Linked DNA regions of Mus musculus: region 2 is linked to region 1. Evidence: chromatin loops called from intact Hi-C (ENCODE). Cell type or tissue: heart. All regions are shown on one strand. Links, peaks and the distances in the headings refer to the core of each region. The heading gives the core; the rest is flanking DNA.

Region 1 (15,984 bases), core at 3,466-11,465:
TTAGTTCAAACTCCTTCCACTACAAATAAGCCAGCTTCATTCACCCTCGATCACAGAATTAGTTAGAAGAAAAGCATCTCTCAGGGCACAAAACAGTTAAAAATTAAATACATACGCACATGACCTCTGAATGATCACTTTAATCCTAAATATAATGCAGTATTTCAAAAATTCTAGCTACCCTAAAACATTTTTTCTAAACAAATCATTTCTACTTTACCACCCAGCACATTTTAAATCTGAATAAAATTTCATTCTCTATAAAACTGGTATTATAATTGGTATTATAATTTTCAGAGAACTGAACAGACATTTCAAAGCCTAAGTATTCTCATAGACTATTTTTTCTTTTGTATATAATTTAATAAAAAAAAAGTGACCTTCCTAGACAATCTCAAGGATAAAACAACAGATACAGATTTAAAAAAAAATTAAAGGTCAATCTCCATACTGTTCCAAAAAAACCAGAACAAATTCCAACAATATTAGATGAGTAAACATTAATGTATACCATTCTTTGGATATATAATAACAACTAAAAGTAACATTCTAGAATGATAACTCAAACATAGCAGAAATATTCACATATATTAATCTACCGTATCATTCACTATGAAATTCCACTCAGAAAAAGGGTGAGGGTGTGTTGTATTTGTGTGTGTATAAATATTAACTATGTAATTCTTAAATAAAGCTTTTCACACAGTGCTTGGAACGATGTGAAAAAATCCAAAATATGAATATCATGTTTTGTCATATGTAAAGGACACAATTACATAACAAATGTTAGTCCTTGCTATCCCATGGTAGCACAACAAATAAGTTGTCTCTGAACTAGTTTTCTTGCTCAAGTGGGTAAACTATTTTTCATATTGGCAGTTTTGAAGGTTAGAGAAGAAATGTAGACCTCTGAGTATCAGCCTACCCAACACTCAGTGAGACCTATTAGCCACCTTACCCTAATCAGAGCTAGGTTGTCAGTCCCTCTTTCCCCCAGAGTCTTCCCCCTCCACCAGCAACAGCATACAGTGAGGAAGCCTATACTGTTTACCCTTTCCCCAACAACAGGCTTCTTTATTCCTAACAGTTTATTATAGTTGGCACCATGGAGAAGCTGTAAAAGAAAGGAACTTTCAAATCTTTTAAATCAATCAGATAAATGAGTACCTTTTTGTTGATACAGTGCATAGCTCAGAGCCCAGCACAGTGATTATCCAGGAGTATCCAGAATAGTTTTAGGTCTCAACTATTATTTCTAAAACTTGAGAAAATATAACATGTCAAAAATGAAGCCAATTTTGGCCTTAGGAAATAAAAGGGTAAATCTTCTTTAAAAGATAATATAATTTATTTTCCCGTAATTTTGAGCCTATTTTCTAACAAAGCTAAATGATCCCTAATGTAAAAAGTCACACACACACACAAGTGTATAACAAGCATTATGAAAGAAGAAGCAATAACAGACATAAAAATGTATAAATGAATATGATTTTTGAAATCTCACTATAAGTACGGATCAAGTACACAATGATACAGGACGACAGTGTTGGAGATCACGGCATAAATGAGTCTTCTGGGGGAAAATTATTTCTACAAGTTTTTTGTTTTGTTTTGTTTTGTTTTTTGAGCATGTTAGGTTAGCATAGTTTAAAACATACAATTCAAAACCAAAAGCTTTCTATCAGAAAGGAGAAGTGAAGGTGAACAAGGATTGAGCTCCACTGACTTCTAAACAAATTTTACATTATGTATCCATGATACCCACATAAACATAATTACCTGAATAATTGTTACACAGCTTCCCAATGTTTCCTTCTATTCAGCTCTAGAATACTTTCTAACTATATGTATAATGTATGCATAATCATATACATATATAAGACAAATGGAATTAAATATATATACTCACATAATGACACTGCGAGGTACATTTTTAAAGAAGTACTATATGATATAACCACAAAATTTACTTTTGACAGGAAAAATGGTTCTAACATAGATTATACTACAACAAATTTATCTCAAGTGATCCAATTTTAATTAAAAGTCTAAAATTACTGTAAATTCTAGCTTGCTATTAAAAAGCCTAGTTCTGGCACAGCAGGCGGTTCTGACTGATGTGCACACAGTAAACAAAATGCTTGGTTTTACAGTTACTTGACTCCTCCCAGTACTGTGGTCAGACTGGCAAAGGCCATGCAGTGTTATACGCAGTCAACAACAAATTACCAAGGCCCTATGCATTCCATAATATATACTTAGGAGTTCAAATTTGTATTTAAAAGGCTAATCCATTATATATAAGGTACATCTTTACTGGAAATATTTGGAGCATCAGAAAATAAAGTATTAACCTCAAAAATAAAATTATATTGCTCGTTCCTTTATTTGTGGCATAAAGCAGTCTACTTCTAAAGTATGCTTACTGTCTTTTGAAAAATCTAATTAAAAATGTTTTAGTACATTTATTTGTGTGATTGTTTTGAATGTAGAGGTACATGGAGGTCAGAGTACAACTTGTGGGAACAGGTTCCACCATGTAAGTCCTTGAAATGAAACTCAGGTCATGAGGTTGCAAGGTATAAAGTGCCTGTACCAGCTGAGCCATCTGACCTGCCTAAAAAATCTTATTTTTAAACATGAATTTGAAACGATTATCTAAGGCTTCATCCTATCCTCATTCATTTTTCCCTCATTTGACTTATCACTGTCAAGATGCCTTTTACATTTTTATATAATACATCTTCCACTAATTCCTGATTAGATATGTAAGTACCTCAGTTACCTATTTATACACACACACACACACACACACAAAATCTAAATTCAAATAACGGTTTTTCAAAATGAGGGCTCTAAAAGGCCCTACTACATTTTAGCATAGTGGCTGTCAATTTTTAGAAGTTAACACGATCTTCCGAGAAATTGATTATAGTCATCTTCTTTAAAAGGCTAGAAACAAAGAAAAAGATGAAGCAATAAAGTGTTAGGAATAATTTCTACTGTAATCAAATCCCTATGAAGGATAGTTTAAGAAAAGAGAGAAAAGAACAAAATTAAAACAAGGCCATTTTAAACCAAACCTAAGCCCACGAGGGCTCTACTGAATCTCTCGTTTTTTCCTAATGTGTGATTACAAATAATGAATTTTCATTTCAAAACTTCACCTCCTATGTTAAAGATGAGCTCTACAATGACCAGATTAAACGGGACATTCCAAGAAATCCACTTTGTGGCAGAGCCAAGGTTCAAGTAAACAGTGTCAGGTCTAGCAGCCACTATTAGCAGATGAACATAATCATTTCCTCACGTTCATTAACCACCACCACCCATTTTTGCCCCATGAAAAAGCTCTCAGAGGACAATACATGCTAAAATAGATCACCCTTTTACTACCCAAACTAACAGTTACAAGGCTCCTCAGGACAATGTATTAATATGGCAGTATATCTTTGTGAAAACAATTTTAAAAATCTGAATGAATAATTTCCCAGTTGCCCATAAGTACATTTGGAGGTGGGGTGGGGGCTGTTTGAAAGCATCAGTATCTTGAGAATTAAAACAATCATTAATATTTTTTCATTTTAGTTCAACAACGGTTCTATCCACTGAGATCTCTTTCATACACTTACTTGCACTTTCAATTTACTATAGTACCAAAAAAAAAAAAAAAAAAAAAGGCCTGTTTTGAAACAATATATTCTACATTTGCTTTAATCTACACCCATCATTTGTTCTTTGGCCGAAGTAAGGCAATACTACTTTCTAAACTATTAAAATGGTAAGACATCTTTCCCCATCTCTAAAATAGATCATAAGATTTTTATCCCAGCTGCTTTATTGCAAGATACTAATAAAAGTTCCCGTCATTCCCTTCAGCATTTCCGCAGTTTTTCTCAGCCCAGCATTGAGACAGGGTTCTTGATCTGGCTCAAAATAGATCTAGTCTGCGGAAGGCAGTGACAGTGTACTGCACTGTGAATGGACAGCCAGGTATTTTATGAATGGAGGCGATCACGTGATCCCAGCACCTCCCCGAACTGATATTTCCCACATAACTGTGTCAACATTCTGAGAACTGGGGTAGTTGTTTGTGTGTGCGCGTATGTTCCAAATTTTAATCTAAAACTTCAAATTCTCCTCACTTCCTGAACCCAAAAATCTACACAAGGACAAACAAGCTTCGAGTGGTTTTCTTAGGAAAGCCTTTCAAGTTGTCCAAGGTGATGGATGTTTAATTATTTTTTTTATGAATGAAGTGTGCTATGCAAATGAGGGCGATTCACAAAAAGAGAGAACATGGCGGCCACTTCTGCTTCTAGACTGCACTGACTGCAGCAATCCACCTCCTTCCACACCCGCTCCTCAATGCGTGCTTTTCAAAGGGGGGGGGCGTTGCTCGGCATTTTTCTGCTATTTTATGGTAAACGGGCCTTTAAAGCCTTCTCGAAAAGATCTGACTTGAGGAATGCACTTTATTTAAAGGAATGCATCCTAAGGACTAGACTTCATTTAACTCTTCATAGCCCTCCAAATACAAACAAAAATTGAATTCAATTACAGAAAAAACAGACACCAAAATTCGGCCCCAAATTAACTCTCAACAGGAAACTCTTACAGCCCCATTATTCCTTCAAGAGGCTGCTACATTAAAGCAAAATATTTAAAAGGCACGGTGATTCATTTGGAAAACCTAAGGACAGTCCAAAAAAGCAAAAACTTATGGATCAAGCTCTGATGAAGTCACCAACGCGTTCGGCAATGTAAACCGTACTTTATCACAGACGGAAGCCAAACCCTAGCATTCAAAATTTTTAATTACTCTGTTCTTGATTAAGACGGGTTCAATACTCTCGAAGGTTAAAAAAATAATAATAAAAAAACACAATAGCTCAACATCGCCCACACTCCAGGTGTCCTTAATCCTATTTAATTCTTAAAATGTTTCCCTAACCCTATCTTTTTACTAGAATAGTATAGGTCATAAGTTTAAAAAGTGGGGCGGGGGGCGAAGGCTTAATCGGTATTTAGGAGTCACTGAGTCATCGAATTAGGATTCAAGAGCAGTTTGCGGCTGGAGGTGCTCCCACACATTAGTTTCCGAGCGAAATAGCTGTAGAGGCAGGGTGGCTGGATGTTCAAGGTGTTTGGGGAGGGGGGGCGGGTTTGACGCCGGAGTGAAGGGCAGGCAAAGGGTAGTTTCTACTCCACTTTGAGCTACCCACATTATTACTCTGTCTCGGAGACGTCCGACTGCTACGCCGCCTCTGCACTGCACTCGATACCCTTCCCCAAGCAGAGAGGCGAAAATGCACGAATGAAAAGGGGTGCTGCCATTAAAGAAAATGGCCCGACACATCGGGCATCTATCACCTCCCGGGCGGGACGGGCTGGGGGGAGGGGGCTGCCCCCCGGGCTCAACCAGGCCAGGGCTCGCTTACTCGTTGTCAGAAGTCGCCGTCTCCTCGCTCATCTTTCCCTCACCGTGATCCGATCAGGAGATGGAGGAGCAACAGCAGGCAGGGAAGCAGCGGCAGCGGCGGCACCGAGGGGCGGCGGGCGACGACGGCCGGCGGGGCGCGCGGGCAGCGGCTCGGGGGCCTCACCATGGTGGATGCCTCACTCGGAGCGGTGCCCCGCGAGCCGGGCAGCCCGGCCACCCCCGCAGGGGGGCGGCGGCAGCAAGCGCGGCCGTGGCGACCCCAGCGGTTTGCCGCGCCGAGGTCGAGTGCGAAGCCGAGACGGCGCGGGCGACTGCGGGCGCTGAGGGGGACGCGGCCGGTGGCTGAGGCGGTGCTGCTCTCAGGGGCGCGGCGACGGGCGGGCGGCGGGAGCCGGCGGGGGGCAGCCGAGCGCTGGCTGCGGGAGGCGGCGCGGTCCCGCCGAGGTGCCGCGCACCATCTCCCGCCTGGCCGCCGGCTGCCCGCGCGGCGCGCCTGGTCGGCCCTCAGGGGCTGCCTCGGACGCGCTCCAGCTGAGGGGCCGCAGGCAGGGCGCGAGGCGAGCGTCGGAGCCCGAGGGCACAGTGCCGAGCGGCGGCGACGAGGGCCGAGATCAGCGCTGCTCGGCGGCCCGCTCCTCACGCCCGCGAGAGGGGAGCCGCGAGGGGGGCGGCGGAAGCGCTCACGCCGCCCGCTCCTTCCGCCGCTCGAACCGGGGGCGCCCGCGGGAGAGGCAGGCGAAGTAGTCCCTCGCGACTTCTGGGCCGCCGGGGCTCGCGCGGGTGCGGCTGGGCGGACGTGGGGCGCGGCTGCAAGCCGGAGGCGCGGGGCCTCTGAGGGGTCGGGGGGAAACCTAAAAGCCGCGGCCCGCAGTCGAATCACTGCAGCTCTGGATCGTGGGCAGCATAACAAGTTTCAGGAAAGTAGTTCCCTCCTCCCCTCGCTTCCCAAATCGTCGGGCAGCGGGAGCGGGGCGAGGAGGGTGGCGGAGGGATATGTCGCTGCACTGCATCGCGCGCGTGTGCGTGCGCGCGCTCCAAACTCTTGGCACGCCGAGGAAAGGGGGCGGGGGTGGGAGCTGTGAGCCGAGCTGCTCCGGGACTGGCATTGTTGCGACGCTCAAGTCCCCGTTACTCGGCCTGGGATATCCGGGTTGCCGGGACAAGCGGGCAGCACACCGTGTGCTCGGGGAAGAAATCGGGAGGCCACTCCGTACTGCTCAGTGCGCGTGCACGCGCGCGCGTGTGTTGTGTTTTTCTTGCAAAGAATGGAACTGGCATGAGTTCATCTCTTAGTGGGGGTTACAGGCCAGGACTGCAAAGCGAGCTCCTCCTGCTGTCCCTCTAGTTGCATTGCTGCAGTTCCCTTGCTTCTTGCACAAGGGTAGTTGTGTGCGTGTGATGTGTGTGTGTGTGTGTGTGTGTGTGTGTGTGTGTGTGTGTGTGTGTGTGTGTGTGTGTAGAAAGAGTTGGTTTCAATACCTCGCAGCGCGATCCTCACTGCGCAAACAGCATGCAATGCTGGGCATTCATCTCTGGAAGCACGAGTGCTTGTTAATGGAGAACGGCTTCCATTGAAGCCCGGGGTAGGCGGGTTACATGAATCTGGCGCATCCAGCAGCACAGGAAATAACTCCCGCTGCGAGCGAGGTTGCATAACTATAGCGCAGGAGAAGCCTGTGTGGCACGAACTTTGGCGAACAGAGGCGGAACGGTTGTTGGATAGGCAGCTGTCACGTTTGCATTGTCAGAGGACAATGTATGCAATCATCCCAAAAGATCTTTTTTGCACAAGAACCTTCTAAGGTTGAGGGCTGGAGCCTGGGATCTTTGTGACCGGAGGGCTAGGAACTCCTAGCTCTATAAATTCTATTATCTTGTCTCTAAGAAGTCAGCTTATACACAAGATGGCCTGGGGGACTGACTCCCTAGCGCTCCTAAGTTCCTGTGGCGTCTCCCTAGGCGGTTTTGCGATAGGCTTTTCACTTTGTTCTCAAGTTTACTTAACCCCCGGGGAAGGAAGCTTCCTGTTCCAGCCACCTTGAGAGATAGAACAATTCCAAGGGAAGAAGTCCAGCGGGCCTCCTAAGGAAACCGTCACTCTTCAGCCAAAGGTTTCCAGGAAGCCTCAGAATTGCTGCTCTCCTCCGAATGAGTACACACTAATGTGCTAACAGTACTGTGCACATAAGAGTGCCTAATGTGTGTTTGACGAAGGAATAAAGGCGCTAACCCAGCCAGCCGTGCACCAAAAACCCATACCGTGGATCACTGAGGTTTCTTTATATAACTTCCAGCCGCGTCTGCAGGATTGTTCATCTTAGGAACAAGTGGGGATGGGAAAAAGGAGTGAGTGAGTGGAGCGTGGGAAGAGATCTCCACTCCTACCATTTTGAACTTGATCTTAGGATGTGAAGAACCTGAACTCCAGAGTGTAGGTGCTAGTCTGTTCTCCAGGTACTAACTGGCTTTGCCCGCTCATGTTTAAATCCGGGCCAGACTGGCAGCTAATGTGGAGGCTGGGGTAGGAGGATTCCAAGTTCAAGGTCTGCCTGGGTTACAGAACCAGTTCAAGGCTAGCCTCCTTAATTTAGCAAAACCCTGTCTCAATATAAAAATTTAAAATGAAAAGGGGGCCAAAGTTCTAGCCTTGTAGTGGAAGGCCCGGGGTTGGAGTGGGAAGAGGTAGACTTGAAACCCTCGGCTAAATCCCCAGTACTGAGGTGGGAGGGGAGAGCTTGATCGCCCAGAGCCTGTTCTTAAGTAACTCACTTAAATTCTGTCTAGTTTATGTGGCTAATAAGCATCTATTTCACAGAGCTTTTATATGGATTGATGGGCTAGCAACACACATAAAGCACTTAGTACAAATTCTGAGGTGGTAGTATGTCCAGTTCTCACTATAATTTTATAAAACAGAAGTTCTAAAGCCCATGTCAAAGTGATGGCATGTGAAGGTTAATTGAAAAGCACTCGGCATTGTTCAGTCATTCAACAAATAACCATCTGTCGTTTCCTGTGCACCCCAGTAGACACATGGCCTGGCCCTTGGTAAGCCATCAACAGTGATAACCATCAGAGTTATGATTAAGGACAAAGGTAGCCATTTGCAAAGGCAGCTTTCTCTTTTGAGGAGACACAGCTGTCTGAGGCTCCTGTGCAGCCCAGAAATCATCAGAACTGACTTTTGGGTAAGATGAGAAAACTGTCTTCATCCTACACCAAGTAATGTGCTGTACACACACATACATACATACATACATACATACATACATTCATACATACATTCATACATACATACATACATACATACATGAGAAAACTGTCTTTATCCTACACCAAGTAATGTGCTGTCCACACACACACATACATACATACATACATACATACATACATGAGAAAACTGTCTTTATCCTACACCAAGTAATGTGCTGTCCACACATACATACATACATACATACATACATACATGAGAAAACTGTCTTTATCCTACACCAAGTAATGTGCTGTCCACACACACACACATAATACATACATACATGAGAAAACTGTCTTTATCCTACACCAAGTAATGTGCTGTCCACACATACATACATACATACATACATACATACATACATGAGAAAACTGTCTTTATCCTACACCAAGTAATGTGCTGTCCACACACACACACATAATACATACATACATGAGAAAACTGTCTTTATCCTACACCAAGTAATGTGCTGTCCACACACACATACATACATACATACATACATACATACATGAGAAAACTGTCTTTATCCTACACCAAGTAATGTGCTGTCCACACATACATACATACATACATACATACATACATACATACATGAGAAAACTGTCTTTATCCTACACCAAATAATGTGCTGTCCACACACACACACATTCATACATACATACATTCATACATACATACATACATACATACATACATGAGAAAACTGTCTTTATCCTACACCAAGTAATGTGCTGTCCACACACACATACATTCATACATACATACATACATACATACATGAGAAAACTGTCTTTATCCTACACCAAGTAATGTGCTGTCCACACACACATACATTCATACATACATACATACAGAGAGAGAGAGAGAGAGACTGGTCAACAGCCTAAATGAATGTGTAGGTGGTGGTCAAGCTACCAACTCTTTTAAGTTAAGATCCTTCTGTGTCCATTTTAAGAGGACCTTGCAGTTCCCACCACTTACCAGTAGTTGACGATCTTACTTACCTTTAATATTATATATTGCCCACTCAAGTTTCAATCATTCTAGGCCTGACTGACACACCCCTATGATTCGAGCTGATGTAGAGGCTGAGGTCAGAGGATTGCAAGTTCAAGGACTGCCTGGCTTACAGAACCAGTTTAATATATATTGTACATTAAAATATTGTTTAACTGTGGAACAGAAGTGATCTTACAAGGATGCTCAGAGCCTAGTGCCTGGGTTTTGAAGTATAAAAATACAAAAGATATGTCCCAGTGGCGTGGGGCTAGAAGGCCTCTGCTGCTGCAAACTCTTTAAGCGTCCACCTGGGGCCCAAGCTCCAGGACATTGGATGACTCGATGCAGAGTTTGCTACTGTGTGGGCCTGAGAGCAGTCCCACTAGCCTCGGAACCTGCTCTTGGTATTGGTGGGAGAAGTGGGTGAGCTGGTAGAACTCTTTCATCAGTGGAAGTCTGATGGCAGAGCCTTGCAACATCTTCATCTACCTGGTAGCATTTGCAGTCCACTATCATGTGGCTTTATCTCAAGCAGTAGTCTCCAAAATGAACACCAATCAACAATGTGACCCAGTCCATCTGTCTCAAGATTCTGCATGTAAGTCCACAGACTTGCCCCATGGGACTACCTTTGAAGACCAGGCTAAAGGGCCTGCAGAGCCTTCCCCTGATTTGAACTGCCCCTGCCAGTTACTTCAAAATAAAAGACCAAAGAGATTGAGAACTCAAGATTGGCTACAGGTAAGTGTGATCGTTTGTATATGCTTGGCCCAGGGAATGGCACTATTAGGAGGTATGGCCTATTTGGAGATGTGTCACTGTAGGCGTGGGCTTAAGACCCTCACCTTAGCTGTCTGGAAGTCAGTCTTCCACTAGCAGCCTTCAGATGAAGACGTGGAACTCTCGCTCTGCCTGCACCGTGCCTACCTAGGTGCTACCCATCTCCTACCTTGATGATGATGATCTGAACCTCTGAGCTTGTAAGCCAGACCCACTTAAATGTTGTCCTTTATAAGACTTGCCTTGGTCATGGTGTCTACTCACAGCAGTAAAACCCTAACTAAGACAGTAAGTATATTTCCTTCACTATTTTATATCGAAATGTTCTACAATAAAGGTCTTTCCCACTCATCTTCTGTGGGTGCCTCTTTTTGTACTTCTTTTCCAAAGCGCTGAGGATCAAACCCAGAATCCTGTGTGAACTAAGCAAGAGCTCTGCCTTAGACTCTCCCCCCAGCTCTGTGAATAGCGAGCCCCTCGGCTCGAGGCTCTGGTCATCATGGCTGTAGTATGCCCAACAACTCTCCTTTTCCAGAAGTACACTGTTTCAGTCCTTCACCGTCTTCTGCTTTCTTTGCAAGCACCTTGTCATCCTGTCTCCTAATACATTTGTAACTAAAGCCATCGCTCTAACCAGCACCAAAACCAAACAAACCAAAACCCCAAACCCAGCTTCTCCTGTATGTGAGAAGCTGCAGGCATCACAGTTACATCTGAAGTTCCAGCTCTGGAGGTTGCTACTCGTCAAGGATTCTAAGGCTAGGTTCTGGCTCTTCAAGGGAGGGGGCATTTGTATTTGCTTGGTTGTTTTTCTCTGAGGGTGGGGTTGAGGAAGAAGGCTGGCCACAATAGTTGGTTCCCACAGTTGGCAAGCTTTCTGTACTCTGTCTTTGGCTTCTTAAAATTGGCCACACCCACCAAACACCAACGAGTTACAAGGTAGTGCAGTGGATTCTCAACCTGAGGGTAAGGTACTTACATAACGGTAGCAAAGCTACAGTTATCAGATATTGTAACAATAGCAACATTACAGTTAGGAAGTAGCAACAAAATAATTTTATGGTTGGAGAACTGTATGTATTAAAGGGTCACAGTGTTCGGAAGGCTGAGAACCACTGGGGTCATTGCTGTAACCTGGAAGTCAAATGAACCCTTTTCTCTCCCTAGATGGTTTTTGGTTATATTTGTCATAGCAATAGAAAGGAAACTGGAATAATTATGAGTAGTGTCAAGGGCCAACAAGAGAGGAGTAAAACCATGATTGTCAAGTGAGACCAAAATGGGATCATTTCAGAAAAGCTAAATCATAGGTGGAGTCAGGTAAAATAGTTCACATGTGGTTGATACATTGCTTGCCAACTTGACAGGATCTACAATCACCTAAGAGACAGGCCTTTGAGGGGTTTTCTACTTAGTTAACTGAGGTGGAAAGACCCACTTTCCCTGGGGGCAGCAGCATCTCATAGGCTGGGGTCCTGGACTGAACAAAAGAGGAAGCACACTGAGGACCAACGCCCATCGGTCTCTGCCTTTTGCTCGTAGATGGCATGGGACGCATTGCCGCAAATACCTGCCACTATGTCTTTCCCAGCACAATTGGCAAAACCTGATACCATAAGCTTTGCTTTCTTAAATCATTTTTTCGGGATATTTTCTCACAGCAGTATGAGATGCAACTGATGAAATTGGCAAGGACAGTAAATGGTTCCCTATGCTCTGCCCCTCACAGTCTTCCCCACAATGCACTCCATAGTAACCATCTTTCCTATGAAGATGTCTTCTGAGCGTCTCTCCTTTCAGCCTTTACTATTTTTACATTATTAATGTATTAATGACCTTTTGGCAGTTTATGAATGTACATTGGTTTCCCCAAGGAAACAAGGTACTTTTCATATTTTTTGGTGTTCTTTTTAGCAGCAGCTTTTGATAGCAGAGCTTTTGAGGTGGAAGATTGTGCCAAGGTCTTATCTACACATAAAGGTAAAGCCGTGTAGCCTGCCTCTGGGCCGGAACCACAAGTCCCTCGCACTTGGATATATGGTGGTTCCGCATTTCACACACACACCATGTCTGGTACTCTGCTCTCCGCAGATATTTGTACACTCGGCAAGCCCAAGAGGAGGGAGCCATGCCAACACGTGAGGTTCTCTTAGTACTTAAAGGACTAGTTCCCTTCTGTTTCTGAACCCCCCCTTACCTTAGCATTGCTCCTTCATAGCTGCTAGGCATTAATGTTCACACTTTGACTCTATTTTCATGGTGCAATATGCTTTGTATAACGTTTTTCTCTCCCCCTTCTTCTTCTTTCTCTCCCCCTCCCTTCCTCATTCTTTTTTCCTCCCTGTTCTCCCCTTCCTTCTTCCTCCACTCCCTGCCTCTTTCTCTCTCCCTTTCCCTTCTCACCTTCCTCCCCGTTGTCTTCTTTTTCCTTCTCTCCCTCCTTCTCTCTCTCCCTTTCTGTAGGATAATCAATCCAGTGGCTAATGAGCCCTACCCCTCAGTGGAATTACAAAACAGTAACTGCGTTTCTAAATAGTTCCCTTGCCTCTAGCCTGCTTCTCTTCTTCACTGAGTTTCCGTGTTCTTCCAGAATGATGTAAAGTATGAAAGGCAAGTGTGCTATTTTCTATTTCTCCCTAGGGACTGCAATTGTTAGTCTGGTTGTATCCGGTATGTGTGAAATCAGTTTACTTTTAATGCTATAACTGCCTTTTACAGGAAGTTTCTACAAGATTGGGATGAGTACAAGGGAAGTGAGCAGTCTGCGATTTCCTTTATGTTCAGTGTAATCTTAGCAGGGAGGATGCTTAGCAGACCCTTGTTACTAAATAAAGCACTCCCCTCTACCACTGTCCTCCCAGATGGCTGCTGCTTTCCCATTCCATAAGGGCTGTGCTCCCTTACGGCAGACATGAAGGGTCAAATATGCATCACAAGAGACTCCTAAGGCTATGTGCATGCAATACAAATGTTATTAACAGTAGTAAGAAAAGATTCTAGGTAGTTCTCAGGTTGTCATTTTATAGCACTGACTTTCCTTTTAGTGAGTAAAAACCTTTGTATAGGATTTTAGTGTCCTGTAGGACCTTAGCTTCTTAATGTCTTTGCCCAGTAAGAACCATTACCAACTCCAATTTACAGAGACTTGAGAATTAGACCTCAGGGAGGTTAAGCTACTTGTCTGGGTTTTGTACAGTTAGAGCTGCACCTTTACTACTCTCCCTCCCCAGCTCCCTCCTCTTCTCCCCCCTCCGCCTTCTCTTCCCCACCCCCTTGCTCCTTCCTGTTTATGTGTTTCAGTGTTTTATAGAATATTTCAAACACAGGCTCCTAGGTAGCACATGCTTCTATTTTGAGTCATTACTCCTTTGGATGCTGGTTTGGCAGGCGAAACCATCTACCTGTAGATAGAAGGGGGATTAAATTCCCTGGTTGTTTTCAATTGGCTTCTATGGTCCTTAAGTTTCTTTATAATCCATCAGCTCTCAGGGTAGAGCCTAGAGACTTCTGAGATCTCTTTTTATAACTAAGTAGCTAAATTAGAGTCTTAGTAGCAAGAATACCTCATCAGAAGGAAAAAGCATCTGGGTCTCTGGCATCTTTGGGTGATGCCAACAACGTTAACGAACATGGTGGCAAGTAGCCATGTGTGGCTATTTATTCCTGAGATGTACTAGGGATATTTCAAATGCTCAGCAGACATGTGTACTTAACTATAGAACATTTCTATTATCATAGGAAAGCTGTCTTGGACACTTTTGTGTAGAGATGTATATTGCTATAAATAATACAGGGACTTATCTTGTTGTTAAAATGGACGTGTAACAATGTTTATGCTTTCAAATGTGTTATCACTGGCTTGATCCAGGACACTGGATTTCTGCCTTTTGATATATGATTACCTATTCATTTTTATCTACTAAAGGTGAAAGAGAGAATAATTTCATAGTTAAGGTCTTTAATAAACCCACAGGAGATATCTCTGTTGGGGGACATAAATTCACTAATTTATTTGTTTTCTGAAAATACTTTCTGAAAAGTGTCCATCCTTTCTACTCAGAGCTGCAAAGCATCACCTTGAGTTGGTTAGAAATTAGGCTTCTAGCCTCTACCCCATCCTTCTTGAATTGAAATTTTCACTTAGCAGTACTTTCCAGGTAACCCATCTGTACATTGATGTTTAGCAAGGCCTGATAAAAGATAATCTGCAGGTGAGGCTGTCTTTTGCTAACATTGTGTCTCAGAGCTGTCCAGACTCTAAGAATACAAAAACATAAGGCCGTCAGTCCTCTCACTGATTGAGTTCCTTCTCCAGTCCCAACACACAGAGCCATTGCCCTAGCTTCTGTTACCCACTTCCTTCCAGCCTGTAACTTTGACACCTTGGCCTCTTGCCTTAGCTCACCTCTGGTGGGCATATTGCTTACCTAGTTTCCTGTAGACCTACAACTCAGTTTGGGAACTCTGCCTCCCTGTGATGGTTAGTATTGACTGTCAGGTTGTCAGAGTAGGTAACAGCCCTCTGGGGACATCCGTGAGGACTGATTGATATGGGAATGACTGCCATCAGCTTGGATGGTACCATTCCTGGACTAGGGGTCTGGGTTGCCTATAAAGGAGAAAGCTTGCTGAGCACCAGCCCTGGTCCTTCTCTGCTTCCTGACTGTGGATACAATATTACCAGTTGCTTCAAATGCCTGCTGCCATGCCTTCCTGCCATGATGGGTTGTAGAAACTGTGAGCTGAAATATTTTTTTTTCAACTCAAGAAGAACGAAGACAGAAGTGTGGACACTTTGCCCCTTCTTAGAATTGGGAACAAAACACCCATGGAAGAAGTTACAGAGACAAAGTTTGGAGCTGAGACAAAAGGATGGACCATCTAGAAACTGCCATATCCGGGGATCCATCCCATAATCAGCTTCCAAACACTGACACCATTGCATACACTAGCAAGATTTTGCTGAAAGGACCCAGATATAGCTGTCTCTTGCGAGGCTATGCCGGGGCCTAGCAAACACAGAAGTGGATGCTCACAGTCAGCTATTGGATGGATCACAGGGCCCCCAATGGAGGAGCTAGAGAAAGTAACCAAGGAGCTAAAGGGATCTGCAACCCTATAGGTGGAACAACAATATGAACTAACCAGTACCCCCCGGAGCTCGTGTCTCTAGCTGCATATGTATCAGAAGATGGCCTAGTCGGCCATCAGTGGAAAGAGAGGCCCATTGATCGTGCAAACTTTATATGCCTCAGTACAGGGGAACGCCAGGGCTAAGAAGTGGGAGTGGGAGGGTGAGGGAGTGGGTGGGGGAGCATGTGGAGGACTTTTGGGATAGCATTGGAAATGTAAATGAAATAAATACCCAATTAAAAAAAAGAAATATTTTTTTCCTTCCCTAAGTAACTGTGGTCTGGTTTTTCTCCTCACTTAATAATAGGTAATAGAGTTAATATAGTCCCTTCTTCCTTCTTTTCTTTAAAACATATCTGACTTCCAAAAACAA
Region 2 (15,984 bases), core at 3,984-11,983, 100 kb after region 1:
ATTCCCAGTTGATTATAAATAAAAACTTCATTTTGCAGGAGACTTATCTGCAGATCTAATGAAGTGTTTTCATTATTTACTTAATTTCTATTTATTTAATCTTGTTTTGATACTGAGGAGTGAGCCCAGGCTCTCACACGTGCTAGGAAAGCATACTGCTGTCGAGCTACATCTTAGCCCAGCCTTACTTTCTTTTTTTTTTGTTAAACCTAATTAGTATGTATAAGAATACCTGCAGTCTAAAAACATCATACCTACTGACTTACACTTGAAAATCAGGAAGAAAAGAAGGTGTGGTTCATACAAGAACCTAACTGCTCAAAAGTATATATACAAAAGTATATCTATATGCATATATGTATACATGTATATATGTATATACATTAATATATACATATAATACACACACATGTACATACATATATAATTGAGCTCTGTGAAGCTCTGTTGGGCTAGTGCATGACAGATTTTGAGCCAGGAGTTTTGAAGACACAAATACAGTGACATAGTGGAGTAGACACCTGGTACAACTTAAATTATGTGAATCATGGGAGAGTGATTGACACTATAACACTACACATTATTTTCAAGAGGGCAGCTACTTACCACAGTATGGAGACAGGTCTTCAAAGATTGGTGGAAATGGCTTGACTTAACTAGCTTGTTTAATCCAAAACCTGTTGTAGTCACTGTTTGGACAACTTCCTCCGTGTTCATGCCCCTGCCCAGCCTGTGTGGTAACCCAACAGCCTTTCCACGAGTGTTGTCTTGTTTTCATTCTGAGTGGACCCAGGGATTAAGAACTTTTGCAACACATGATTTCAGGTTTCTTCCTCCATTGCAGAAGCAGAAAGCAAACACAAACAAACCCCAAAATACAATCTGCCAATCATGTCCTTGCCACTAAGGCCATACAATTTTTGTGAACGTTTACCGACAGCCTGGTTTGTCTAATGCCTTAACTGAGTCATCTTGTGGTGTAGGAGGATGAAGAGTCCCTAAACACTTTACAGTCTTATTATAACAAGAGTCAATGGAGATAGAGACAGCAGTGTTGAAAGTAGTGTTATTTTGAAGGTCAATTTTGTGTTGGCTCTTAGAGCGAGTGGCAGGTATTAGCCTTGTGGGTGAACATCTCCCTCCAACTTGGGGCTGACTTGGCTTGCTGTCTTGCATTGTCCACTTGCTGCTCAGGGGCAGCAATGATGTCACTTCAGTGTTCTTGCTTAAAACAGACATGTGTTTTTCTGGAAGTTGCCTGGTGAAAGGGCATGTAATGTTTTACAGGGGCCGACGCTTGTGAGATGCGAGACGTGTGATGTTCGGAAAGAGTATAAGTAGAACCCAACAGACAGTGGAGGACACTCATGCATTGGTTTGCCTTGCAACTCTTTGCTAGTCATTGTTGGGCTCCACTGAGGCTGGTCTTTGCTAACACACTCCTTCTTTCATTAGGTCACCATGCTTTCTTCGCTTTTCTTTTCTTATCATGACTGACGAGAGTAATGCACCAAAGAACTTCTGGTGGTATTCCCGCTGCTTCTTGCCCTTTCCGCAGACTGGTGCAGAATGGTGGAGCCTCACTGTTTCTTCTAGATCGAATCACTGCGACTGATTCGTGTTTGGTGTTCGCCAAGTGGACTGGACTACTGACAACGAAGGTTGGAATCGCCTTAAAGAACTATTTCTAAACATGTCCACAATCCCTATTTCCCTCTTAACCTTTTTTTTCCCTACCTCTTGTGGGTGGTAGGCTAGAAGGGAGGTTGAAGTGTTAAAGAATCCTTACTAAACGTAGGTTTTGAATAATGTAAGCCTACATTCATGTGAGGACCAGAAAGTTCTGCTGTACCTCCTTGATGGTAGAAAACATAGTAAATATATATTAAATCTATATAGTTTCCCAAGTGCAAGATCATGTAGTTTACAAATAGATACACTTCTAAGGTTTCCTTTCCAGCTAGGGACTAAATGTAAAACATGAAAATATAAAGTGCTTAGAAGGTAATGTAGACATGACCTTGGATCAGGCAGTTGTTTCTTAAATTTGAAATGAACAGCACAAACACAAACAGAAAAAAATAGGCAAAAAGATTTCAGCAAAACCTAGTTGTTTTTTCCTAAACAAAACAAAACAAAACAAAACAAAACAAAACAAAAACCCACCCGGAAAATGAGCAGTCAATCTGTGGCATGGGAGAAACTTTGGAAACCACTCTGATAAAGGCTATTATCTAAAATATGTAAAGTGCTCTTATAGCTCAATAATTAAAAAAAAAAGAAAAATATCCTACTGTGGTCAAAGGATCTGAATAGCCATTTGTCTGAAGAAGAAATACAAACAGCCAATATGTACACGAGAGAAATGCAAATAGACTTCTCATGAGATACTTTTTCATATCCTCTAGGATGTCTATAGGTAAAATAATGAGAAATGTTGGTAAACACATGGAGAAATTCAAATCTTGGATTACTAGTGTTTTGTTTTGTTTTATTTTGTTTTGTTTTGTTTTGTTTAGGAAAAAACAACTAGGTTTTGCTGAAATCTTTTTGCCTATTTTTTTCTGTTTGTGTTTGTGCTGTTCATTTCAGAAAACAGTTTGGTACTTCGTCTCAGGGCAACAAAGTCATTACTACTACTTATATGCCAATGAAAACACGGGTCTGAACATGGATGCTTATAGCAGCATTGCCTATAATTACCAAAAAGTAGAAAGAACCCAAATGTTCATCAGTAGATGAATGTATAAGCAAGGAGACATACCACACAATGGAGCATAACTAGCGATTGAAAAGTTGTAAGTACTGATGACATCTTATAGCCTGGGTGAATCTCAAAGATGACTATGGAGTGAAAATAAGCCACCACAAAGAATGAATGGGTGAGTCATTAATGAACCACAGCTCCTATGAATTGTATAGACAGGGGAGTTCAGGGGGAGTGGGCAGAGATGGTTAGTGGCCATGTGTTTCTTTTTAGCCTTAAGAGAACAAGGCAGTTCTTAAGATAGTGTCTTTAAGAAAAATATCCTGAGTAAGGAGAATTGTGAAGGTATGAATGAAGAATGCCCCACCCACACTCCCACACACACTCATGTATTTGATCACTTGCTCTCCAATTTTAGGGAGGTTATGGAACCTTTAGAAGAGTCATTCTTTCTGGAGAAAGTAAATCACTAGGGACAAGCTTTGAGGGCTTATAGCCATACCTCCTGCTTATTCTTTCTGTTTCCTGTATGCAGTTAAAATGTGATCAGCGGCCTCTTGCTCAGCCACTTGCTGCCACGCCATCCTTGTGACTATAGATGCCCTTCTTGAACCATAAGCCCAAACAAACTCTTCCTTCTGTAAGTTGCTTTTGGTCATGGTGTTTACCAACAACAATTAACTTAATTATAAAACTGGGAAGATATTTTATTATTGGATATCATTATGAATTCATCAATTTCTATTCTTTATCTCAGTGTTATACAAGAAGACTCTGTTTCCCAGCTTTCTCAATGTTGAGTTAGCCATGTGTTTGATTCTGTAAATAAGATGGGAGCACAGGTCAGGCTGCATTCTCAAAAGGTGACTGTTGCCATGAATCTCTACTCTCTAGTCACATACAAAGAGTTTGAAAGCACAAATCCTTAGATGGGTGAGTGTGTTCATCATACCAAACCGGTCTATTTTGAATAAGAACTAAGCATTTGCAGTGCTAAGTTATAGGGTAGAAATGGATTAACACATAATGAAACCCAAAAATAAAGTATCATCACAATTTTATGATATCATCATTCTGAGTCTGCTTAGGATTTTTTTTTTTAAATTAAGTGAGCTAAAATATCTGGGCCAACTAGGTGGCTCAGCAGGTAAAGGTACTTGCTGCCAAGATATCTGATAACCTGGGTTTGATCCCTGGAACTCCTATGGTGGAAGGAGAGAACCAAGTCCCTTAAGTTGTTCTGTGACCTCCCTAGGCCATAGCACTTGTGCAGGAGCACACACTCAAATAATAAGTAAATTAAAATTATTTAAATCTTTTAATTTTATAATAGTTTTGATAACAGCTGTATTTTTCTAAAATACCTTGTATATATTTATTAAACATTTTATTTGCACTATAAATCATCCTTAACACCAATGGTAAGTCTATACTTTAGAAATGAATTAATCTAATCCATTTATTTATTTATTTATTTATTGCTTTTGTTTTTGACAACAGGATCGTTTAATAGTACAGGCTATCTTCAACTTGCTATTCTCCTGCTTCAGCCTTTTGAACACCAGGAAAGCAGAACAATAACTTGAGTCCCCTAGAGTCACAGAGGAAGCAGATATCAAAAGCTAGAAGAACTAGAGTCTGGATTTTCTTGCCACTATACCTCGTTTTCAGTTGGCTAAATTTGTGGGGAAAGGATGTGGGCAACAGAAAAACAAACTGAGTCACTGCAACTCAGGGGATTAAAAAGAACACAGGCACAATGTACAAATATGTTGGAGGAAAAAGAAACCAGTAGGAAGTTTTGAAGGCTGCAAGGCAGATGAGGTCTCTTGGAAAACATGACTCCCACACAAATCAGCAGCTTCAGGGGCACGGCTGTCTCGGCCTGTTTTCTGAATTACTCAGCCATACTAATGAGCAGCTCTAGGCCCTTGAGAACGACTGTAAAAATGGAACTCATCCATCTGGAGGGTAGAGTGTGCATATGTTACAGAAATCAATAGTACAGTGGTTCTCGACCTTCCTGATGCTGCGACCCTTTAATAAAGTTCCATCTGCTGTGGAACTTTTTTCTACTTCCAAGCCAATATCATTTTTAAATTTTTTCTTTCATATCATAAAATTATGTTGTTGCTACTTCATAGCTGTACTTTTTCTACTGCTATGAACTATAATAAAGCTATCTGTTATGCAGGATATCTGATATGCAGCCTTAAAGGGGTAACGACCCACTGTAGTAGTAGACTGTTTTTTTTTTTTCATGTCATTAAGAAAATGAGCAAAACCTTGTTCTTGGGCTGGAAGATGGTATGGTGATCATAGCACTTGTGACACAAGCATGAGAATCAGAATTCAGATCCTGTTGATCCTTCTAGGAGGAGGGGAGGAGGGATCATGAGGCTCAGGAGACAAACTAACTTTACATGTAAAACTTGCAAGATTTTGGAGGGCCCTTCTCTAGTGTTATAGAAGCAGTGAGTGACTGATACGGGAGGAGGTCCTGATGGGCAGAGCTGTAGTGAGGAGATTCTCTGACCTGGCCAGCCATCTGCCAGTTGTACAAAGAGTTCCAGGTATGCAACCTTTACAAGCCATCATCCATTTGGGGGGTGGATTTTTTGGTGATGCAGCTGTCTTTGGGTTGTTCCTGCTCCTATATCTTCTCAACCATTCCCTCATCCATAATTCTGTAAGTAATTCCTAGCACTAGTTCAAGAAGTTAGAGTTAGTTCTTTAGCCTGTCATGGGTTTCCTTTCTGGAGTGAATAGAAATGTGTGTATCATTATGTCTTCTCCCGAAAAGTCTTGCATACAGCAGATCCCCAGAACCCACATCCACGTTGGGCGAGCATGGTGATCTGCTTGTCATTCCAGTGTTTGAAAGGCTGAATCAGGGGATCCCTGGAGCATGTTGGCTAGTTTGGCTAGCATCATATAGACAAGCTCTAAGTTCAGTTGAGGCCCTATCTTAACGAGTAAGATGGAAAAGGATAGAAGTCTTATGATGTCAATCTGAGGCTTACATATGCATATGTGTACATGTACACATGCACCTGCACATATATGTGCACCCATGCACATGCAAACATGCATGCATACATTTATATGAGGAAAAAAACTTATTCTGTAATCCAGAATAGAAAAGGGATGAATAACTAAACAACAATAAAAAGATTAAGGAAGTTATGTCTAAATGTAAGAAGAATAATGATTAATGAAACTATATATTATATACATTTATATATATATCATTCTATCTATCTATCTATCTATCTATCTATCTATCTATCTATCTATCTATTTAACTGAAGAGAAGATATGCCTGTATGCCACAGTGTGCATGTGGAGGTCAGAACACAAGTTTCAGGCATGGTTTTTCTTTCTACCATGTGAGGATTGGGGGGAGGTGGGGAATCAAATCAAGGTACTTAGTGTTGTCCACAAGCTCCTATACACACTGATACCTCGTCAGCACTGAACATATCATCTTCGATTCGGGTCCTGTGTTACAAGCTTTTGAATGAATTTAGATTGCCTTTCCACGGCAGCAAGAGAGGGCATGAAGTGAACTTTCCAAGACACCAGGATTTTGAGAATGCTTTACTCTGGCTTATCCTCATAGTCAGCTGTTAGTTCAAGGTTGAAAGCTTTTTCTCTTCAATATTTACAGCATGACCTCAGACAGATTTTCCAGTTTTCCAGATACAAGCTAGGAAGTGTCTCATATGAAAACAATTTCCATTTGAAAAGAAAGAGGAGCAGAAGGAGAAAAGGCAGAAAAGAAAACAAAATCGTTTTCTTCTCCCAACCACCTGGAGTCCATTGATCCCACTCCTCAGCCTTCTTCAATGTGGTTCTTTCTAAATAGTCCATAGGCGGGAACACAGCAAAGGCAAGGACCGGACAGCTGTAGAGATTGTTGCATATGTTTGCAGAAGTACTTAAGGGTTTGCATTTTGCCATTGGGGGAGGGTGGGAGGTGGAGGGGTCTGGGGAGGGGAGGGTGAAGTAACCCCAAACATTTTTTTCAGCTGCCTAATGATGAGCATATATTAAAGGAGGCCTGGAGAGTGCAGCTGAGAATGGCCTAGTTACACTCTTAATCAAGCAACTGCAGTACTGGAATTACTGTAACCTTGGGCAGGTTGCTTAACTTTTCTGTACTTCCTTTAACATGGGCATGAGTGAGGGTCCAGGGGGAGGGGGCTAAACCTGTAGCTTCATAACATACATTTTGAGGAGGGCAGAGGCAAAAGTCAGGGCAGGAGAATTCATTACCAAATTCTCAGTTTTTTGGTTTTTGTTTTATACAGAATGGAGCAAACCTGGAATCGGAGCCAGGCAATTGAAAAAAAAAAAAAGATTCCAGATCTGCATGGTAACAATTTAGACTAACTTCCACTCCTGCTAAAAGCTGAGCTGCAGAGGAAGTTCTTCCCTTGGCCAGCTGCCGTCTTGCCTCCCCCACCCAGCAGACCTTCAGGCCGCTCCCTCCCCACATCTGTTTCCAAGCCTTGGAGCATAGGGTCACAGCATGTCGCAATAAGCCGTGTTAGCAGGCAGCATGAATCAGTAGTAAACCTTTGATTTTAATTCCTTGCTTCTTCAAGAGAGGAAGTGTGGTCTAGTGGTTAACCCACTAAAAAAAGCAGCTAAAAGGCAAAATTCTTGGTCCCCAGCATGGCTCTTCTATTCTTGTTGGGGTACCCAGCCATCAAAGATCCCTTTTGTCCCCCAGGGTTGCTTTATGATGTTAATCCCCGAACTGGCCTCACCAGAAGACTCACTTGGGAAACTGATTTTTTTTTTTAAGTCTCCATCCAAGACCTTCCAAGGAAAGGCCTAGAGTGCTCTAGTTTTAACAAGTACTAGGCATGCTTCTTTAGAATCAGTTTTGGCTCAGCTGATCCATCACACAAACTGGAAGGGTGTTTTCCAGAACAATAGGAAGAAGGCTGAGCAGAAAACAGCAAATCTACCTCGGATTTGCTTTGACCAGCTCAGGTGCAAACCACACTGGAAGAGAGGGAAAGGAGATAGGAATTCTGGTCGGCCCTCCCAGCTGAGCGCGCCTGGGTAGGTCAGAGGAACTGTTCTGGCTGCATTTTTCTCATTTTAAAAATAAAAGTGACTAGATCATCTCTTTCGGTTCTGTGAGTCAATGAATTATTTCTGTGAGTTCACAGAAATGCCAGGATGGACTCTGAACATCTCGTTTCCTGAAAATGACAGGGGTGCAGTCCCGGAGGTGTGGGCTGGCCTGTTTAGAGTTGTGGGAAGCCAGCGGAGACAGGCGGTAGCTAGGAGGTTTGGGGCCAGGGCTGCAGGGAGCGGGAGCGGTCTCCTCACCCTCCTCTCTGGAGGCTCTGCAGCTGGCCTGCTTATGCAAAGGCCTTGGCTCCTCTTTTCTTCTTAAAAGCTTTTCTGACTTGTACATTCCCCTGAGGAGCAGATTCATTGTTTTGCAGAGAATTTGTACTGTGTTTTCATGAAAGGAAGAAAGGAGTTGGAATGGAAGGGCTTGGGAGGATTAGCGAGTGGGCTAGGTTGCCAAAGAAATGAGTCTCTCCATGTGTGATAAATATGCACCCGCCATATTGCTGGCCTCAGATGTACCCAGCAAAATCCTTTGCCCCACTTCCACAAGCCCTAGACCGGTGCTCTTATTCATGGTCTGGACACCAGCTTTCTCATCTGTATTTGGAGCGTGTGGGACTCCTTCCATCCCAGAACAAGTGGGGGTGAGTTAGGAGAAGCAGGGATGAGTCATGGTTGTAGGGAAAGGATGTCTCAGGAAGCCGACACTGAGCAGGCTTCCTAGAAACATCCTGACAGGTCCCATAAAGCCCACGTTTGGTTCTAATTATAACATGCCCACATTTGAGCAGTTTTGCAGTTTTCCCATGGAAACTAACAAAGGCTTCTGAGGAAGAGGAGTTGACTCAGATGTGCGCTCTGTGTATAGGAGTGGGAGCCAGATGAACTTATTTTAAATGAGTGGTTGTCCCTGCACTTTTCCAAAGGAGGAGATAGATACCATACTGGCGTGTCTTTACCTCTTGACATATCTGTGAACGGGGTTAACCACATCATATGAAGGGTTAAAACCAGTTCCGAATCATTAAAAAGATAGTTTTTAAAGTCCAAGATGAAGAAGTGGAACAAATTCTGAGAACGTAGAATTCAGTTTTCCCCTCAAGTGGCGTCAAAAGGCAAGCTAAAAGAACAAAACGAAATATCAGAAATTGGCTTTAGAAGCAGTTTTGAAAAAGAGCCCTGTGAGCCCTGTGGGCATATCTGTGTGGCCCACCCCTTGTGGTACAGCCCCAATATGGCGGCTCTGCTTGCAGAAGACCCTAAAGCTCCCACGCATTGCTGAAAAAAAAAATCACACTGTAGTCAAGGGTGGTTCTAGTAGGCTGTGTTATTTTATTTTGTAATTGAAAATGTTGGAAGATTGGTATTGTCTAAGTGATGAAAGGTGGGGAAAATGAATTGAAAATAAAATTTTCATTATTTTACTCGATGATGAACCAGCACAGAATTAAAAGTTATCCTTAGTAACTGTTCCAGAACTAGCAGTCAGTCAGAACCTGGAAGGGTGGAGGGGTTATTATTTGTTCAGTGTGAAATACTGGAATAACTAGAGCCATCAGTGAGGGAAGAGGGACTCCCCAGACTTCCCTGGGGATGGAGCTGATAATAGCGTGTGACTTGGAGCCACTTGAGATTGTGTGTGTGTGTGTGTGTTTTCTTTTTAATTCTTTGTAAAAAAAAAAAAATCAGCATATGTGGCACTTAGCAAAGAAATGCTGGCTATCTATTTTACAAGATTATCATGTGATCCCAGGTTCTGGAAATCTTAGCAGCTAATGAAGTTTGGCTGGTGTGATGTTTAAGCCCCACCACAGGAAGTGGGGCTAGTCAGAAAACATGCTGGCTGTATTTTGAAAATTTCCAGAAGAATAAGAGATTATCTTGCTGTATAAATTGGATGACCTCATGTTTAGTAACATCTTAGGAAACGATTAAAGCAAATGATGAATCCTTTCCTCAGACATAATTTCTTCAGATTCACCCTTGTTCTGTTGTATGATAAGTTCAAAAAGTTTATCTAGATGATAAAGTTATATTAACCTATAATTTTCCATTTTAAGCTTATGTACTTATTTATTTTATAATAAAATGTCATTTACTAAAAGTTAGGACTTGGGTCTGGGGGATGGCTAGCTGTATAAAGTCTTTGCTGCATAACCATATGCACTGGAGTTCAAATCCCCAGGAAGTGTAGAGAAAGTGGGTAGGTTTGGTGGTTAGCCTGTAGTCCCAGCACTGGATGGCAAAAACAAGGGATGCCCTGGAGAAGCTGGCTCATCAATGAACTCTGGGTTCAACTGAGAGCTCTGCCTCCATGAAAAGGATGGAGAGTGATCTGGAAGGATGCATGACATCACCTCTGCGCCTCTACATGCATATGTATGCAAGTGTGCCCACATGTATGTGAGCACACACATACATTTGGGTAAACACACATAAAAATATAAATAAATGGGTAGACAGATTGATAGGGGAAAAAGAACCAGGGCTAAATAAAACAAGCAGTAATCTCTTAAGGAAGGACCCCAAACATTGTTTGACAATTTCTGTTCAAGAACTGGCCATGGTAGTCTATAATCTGTAATCTACTACATGCTTGAAAGGCGTAGGAGGAGAACTAGAAGTTCCTGGAAAAGATGGCAATACTGAGGGACGAGGAGGGAGGATGGATAAAGAATTCTAAGGAGAACTGAAAATTTACAGGGAAGTATTATTTTATGCTTGTTTTAGAACACTATATAATAAGTGTGAGTGTGTGTGTGTGTGTGTGTGTGTGTGTGTGAGTGTGTACTATTTGGAGTGATAATGATCCCCAGAAAGCCAAAGGCTGAGTGTCAAGAATGGAGAATCTCCCTTCTAGCTGTTTGTCAGGGTTAGTCTATAAGACTCACAAAATGGTATCAGCTATTGCTGTTGCATTTGGTTGCCTCCCAGAACCTGAACGTCAGACCCTATTGCTGAAGATCCATACACTTTAGACACTGGGCTTGGAAAAGTTGATGTGAAACACCATGAAAGCTTCTTTGCTGAATACATGCATTCGTAGTATCCAAAGGCATTGATACAAGCATCTAAGGGGAAAAAACGAGTCAGGATCCTACCCAACGTAAAGCCCAAGAGCACAACAAGGACAAGCACTGAGGTCCATCCTCAGTGGTGCCATAGTGGCACTTACATCCTGGGGACAATCAACAGCCACTTAGTTAGACTTAAAGCCTGCTCAGTAGGATGGATTTCATGCCTGGTACTGTGAACTCAGCCAAGATGCAGTGGGCTGGTGTGGCCATGGACCATGCAGGAGAACCTACTACACCCACTTTCCTAAACCTGTATAATTACCAACTGAGTTCTAAATCTCTATCCTTATGCTCACAGGCAAGATGATCTCTCCAGGGATGGTGAGTTGGCTCAGTGGGTAAGAGCACTGACTCCTCTTCCAAAGGTCTTGAGTTCAAATCCCAGCAACCACATGGTGGCTCATAACCATACGTAATGAGACCTGACTCCCTCTTCTGGAGTGTCTGAAGACAGCTACACTGTACTTACATATGATAAATAAATAAATATTTTAAAAAAAAGAGTATCTCTCCATCTTCATCAAAAAGAAGCTTCTTTTGTCAGGGGACAGAAACCATTACAAAAATCTATAACTGGTCAAAGTGCAGAGAACAGCCAAGTGTGTGGGGGGGGTGCTAATCCCCCATTGACACAATACCTACTCTAAAGGTTTAGGGAACATTGTATGAGAGCGCTAGAAAGAGGCCAGCAGATCATCATGTCTATAGTGAAATCGTGTCTGTATATATCAGGGAATTACACCCATAAAATCTTAACAGTATGGATCCCTAAACAAGACCTGCACAAGGACAAGACCATGTGACACCAGCAAGTGGAAAGAGGAAATATTACAAGGCCCCACTTTTAGCTGAAGAGCTACAGGCAAATAGTGGCTGCTCAGACAGGGAGAACAAGTTTCCTCCAGTGATAAGGCCCCCTGATAGATTATTAAGTCCCAAGTGTTCAGCCCTCACTTTATATCTTTGTATATGAGCAACTGGATCCAGCAATCCTGTGTGTGTGTAAAACAACGATAACTAAAGAAGCAATCATGAACTTGAGAGAGGGCCATTAGGAGGGAAGAATTGGGTGAAGATGATGTAAATGCAATGCTCTGCTATGAAATTCTAAAATATAAATAGTTTAGAAAAAAATTAAGATCAAGGTGTCATGATTGAATTCAAGGTGCTTTGGGCTGGATGAAGAATTAGCCGGTCCCCTGTCCAGTAGAAGCTACGGCAGATGAAGGAAAGGATGCTGTGAGCACATGAGGAGGAGCTGTAAACCCAGGCAGAGGATTCTACGAGGACTTCTCTCAGGACGGGATGCTTAGCTGCTGTCCTCCACAGTGTGTTGTCCCCCCTCACTTCCTCATCCATAGTGGAATTTATAATCATTAACTTGAACAATCTGATCGATTCTTATTGGCTCCTTGTATGTTTCCTTTTTCTTTGCTTCCAGTTCACATGTGTATCTATCTCAGCAGCAAATAGCTGAAAGAAGCTTTGGGGAAGCCTATTGGTTGCCTCCGAACTGATTCCTTCTTGTTTGTGTTCCTATGTCTAGAGGCACACTGTCTTGGGTATCCTAGAGTGGCCTTGAACCTGCTACATACCTGGGAATGACTTTGAAGTTCTGGTCCTCCCGTCTGTAGCTCCTGAGTTCGGAGACTGAGGGCATGCACCACACTGGGTTTATGGGATACCAGGGATCAAACCCCAGGATTTGATGTATGTATGTAAGCATGCTAAGCAAACAAGCTAACAACTGAGCTATATCCCAAGCCCAGAACGTATCATTTTATAGGACGTTCCTCTTATGCTTGGAAACTGATATGCATAAGAGATTTAGCTTGAAGATTTAGAAAAGAAGAACCCCAGGGCCAAAAGCAAATAGAAAGTCAAACTAGGAAACTGAACATTGTATAAGAAGACAAACACACAGACACAGACACAGACACAGACACAGACACAGACACAGACACAGACACAGACACAGACACAGACACAGACACAGGCACAGACACAGACACAGGCACAGACACTCCTCACAAACACACACATACACACACACCTCACACTATTTATACTTTGAAAGTTCTTTCAAAGTCAAAGAGAGGAAGTGAATGGTCCTTACTACACAACCAGGCCTCATTCACTCTTAAAGCTCTTCATCGATGTAGATATCATTTATTTCCTCAAATTTGAAATTGTAAAAAAGCATTTGCTCAGTCCATTGATTGATTTTTCTAAAAATACCAACATGATGGATTGACTTTTCTTCTTCGCTTTCTCTTCGGTCAGCCCTTTTTCTCTCTGAGCCCTCCATAGTGTCTCCATCTTTATCCAGCAGCAGTAGCGCAGATGCCACGTCACTCAAATTTACATCCACAAGACCAATAAGTGAGATATAGTAGCGGAAGTCTGTGTCCTCCCTCAGTCTGTCATTCATGCAGCACATGTGTTCAGGAATACATAAGCATTTATGAAGGATGGTATCTGAAGTTGTTTCTTCATAGTAGCCATGAGGAAAGTATTTCTGAGCCAGTCAGCGAAACCTCCATGTCAATGTGGGACCACAAATGCTTAGTCATGGGACCAAGAGTGCTTACTCATGATAAAGATTCGTAGATTCCATTCCAGATCTAGTGAGACAGAGTCAAATCAAGGTAGTGGCATTTTAAAGGAGCTTTCTGTATGATCTTTTGTCATCTAGGCACCATCACACCAAGAGTATTCTCCATCACACCAAGAGTATTCTGTTTTTATTTTGTTTTGTTTTGTTTTGTTTTGTTTTGTTTTGTTTTGTTTTGTTTTGTTTTTCCGAGACAGGGTTTCTCTGTATAGCCCTGGCTGTTCTGGAACTCACTCTGTAGACCAGGCTAGCCTCGAACTCAGAAATCTGCCTGCCTCTGCCTCCCAAGTGCTGGGATTAAAGGCATGTGCCACTACCACCCAGCGAGTATTCTTAAAATACATGTGAAATAAGGTTCAATGAAATCATGCCTGGCTCCAAGGAAATCAGTCAACATTTTTATGACCAGAGTGTGTACTACAGGGAGGGGTTGGTGCCATGTTTAAAAGAATTAAGTAAAAAAGGCCTTATTTATGATAGGAGGCATGGTCATGGACAATTAACCATCATTTGGTTTCCATGGTAAAGCAACAGCTTTTTTTTTTTTTCTCCTCCACCTATGGAAACAGAGAAAAAGCCATCAGTAGTCCATGTAGTAAGGACCCAGCAAATCACCCACTAAGAGATTAACCTTGGAAGAAAGCTAGTCCCACCCCCAATGACATACACATATATACCTCACCTCCAGCAACCATCAATTGCCAGTATCTTCTCAGCTAGGAGTGGGACCTTATGAGCCCCTCTTCCACCCATGTTCCAGTGAGTGGCTTGACACCCATGCTCAGACTGGCAGCAGTAAGTTAACTTGTTGGGTTTTAAAAAGAGTACATGAAGTTAGGTAGGAAAAATAGTGTGTGGGGAGGGCATCTGGGAGAAGTTGGAAGGGGGACAATAGGGATATATTTAATGAAAACATTAAATTCATGTATGAAAATTTCAGACAGTTGAGGAAAAAGATGAGCCTCATTTCAAATCCCATTGAAAGCATTTTCTTCTGCTCAAAAAGGGTGTGTTGCGTGTTACCAGCAGTGACTTCATCAGGTAGAGAAAACCAGGACAGATGAAATATGGTCACCAACTCTTGCAATCTGTCCTCTGCACACATTTGGAAAACTAAAGTTTTGACAGATTGCTTGAATGGAATCACCATTTTGGAACAACCAGCAGCTTTGTCTACATTCTGCTAAGATGGAAGTTAATGGCTTCCTCTCAGTAGGTGGATGTTAGGACTCTGCTATTCCTTGCGGTGAACTGATGATTTTGTGCCTCGTCTGGGATGTCTTGCATGGTCATTCTGCAGACTGTGTGATATGTCTTTGGAACCAGCTTGGTACCATGTTTTGGTTCTCATTGCCAAGCCTTGCTATGTTCTTTACTGCTGGACTTGTTGACTGCAACAGCATCTGATAGGTCTTCCCATGTGACGATGTGTATTTAGCAATAGCCAAAATAAAATCTCTTATAAATGTTGAGAAGCCAGCCACTAAGAATGAAGTACCGACTAATTCGTGCTGTGGATGGACCTTGAAGACATTATGCTAAGTAAAAGAAGCCAGGCACAAAAGGCCACATATTATGTGATCCCATTAATATGAAATGCTCAGAATAAGCAAATCAATAGAAACAGAAAGTAGATTAGCGGTCGCCAGAGGCGGGAGGAGGGGAGCATGGAGAGCAATTGCTAATGGATGTGAGGTTTCTTCTTAGGGTTATGAAATATTCTAAAATTAGTTGTGATTTTTGTACAACCTTGAAGAGATTCTGAAACCAACTGAGCTATACATTTAAAAATGGTGGCTTTTATTGCATGTGAACTCTATTGCAACAGAGGTGCCCTTGAAAAACTAATTTTAAAAATGGTAGACACCTGTGGAAAGTTTGGGTTCCTTGGTAGGCTGAAATAAGGAAGTTTAAATTTAATTCAAGCTGGGTGTGGTGGCTTGTGCCTTCAGTCCCAGCACTGGACAGGCACAAACAGATCTCTGTGAATTTCAGGGTAGCTTGAGCTACCTAGTAAATTATAGGACAACCAGGGCTATATAGAAAGACCCTGTCTTAAAGAAACCAACAAAAATGCAAATAAATAAATAAACAAATAGAATTTGTCAGTAAGAAAATTATGAGGCCATCAAAGAGCTGAGATTCTATTTAAACCTAGCCTGTTGTTTCAATCTCACCATGTACTAGATCTCTTTGCGTATATCTAAGAGGTAGAGTTTATACAACTCTGTTTTCACATGTGATACAAAATTTGAGTGTGCATGTTTGGGCATTGCCCGAGACAGGTAGCAACACGTGGTGGCCATTAAGGTGAATTTGGAATCACTGGAAAGGGTGCCATGTTACTCTCAGCATTCACTATAAAAACACATATGTTAGGTAGGATACACTTACCCTAGTACTAAGACTAAGCTTTAATTATCAGGGCTCTTTGGGATATGACAATCACTTAGAGTGACTGTGTGAGATTCCAAAATAGTCACTCAACT

What was found. Hi-C counts contacts between places; a loop is a spot of excess contacts. Peaks named below come from ENCODE experiments on the same cell type or tissue, not always from the same donor. Only the 100,000 strongest peaks of a DNase experiment are listed, where the experiment ranks them.
Region 2: it touches region 1 in a loop (8-fold over the local background); 10 of 42 quality-filtered maps call a loop at or near these places.

What each region holds. Positions count from the first base shown.
Region 1 is chr2:117,111,214-117,127,197 of GRCm38, reverse strand. Spred1 (sprouty protein with EVH-1 domain 1, related sequence) reads right to left here and starts at 6,127. Exons shown (of 7, transcript NM_033524.3): 1 at 5,442-6,127. The coding sequence starts at 5,473. In heart, for the core only: CTCF peaks have their summits at 6,754 and 9,676; DNase peaks (open chromatin) are centred at 6,557, 6,667, 7,067, 7,417 and 3 weaker places; H3K4me3 peaks cover 4,409 bases; H3K27ac peaks cover 3,970 bases.
Region 2 is chr2:117,010,554-117,026,537 of GRCm38, reverse strand. No RefSeq gene overlaps it. Among named protein-coding and RNA genes, the nearest start is that of Gm39912, 43 kb to the left of the region's middle. In heart, for the core only: no CTCF peak of the experiment used is centred there; DNase peaks (open chromatin) are centred at 7,187, 8,017 and 8,397; H3K27ac peaks cover 392 bases.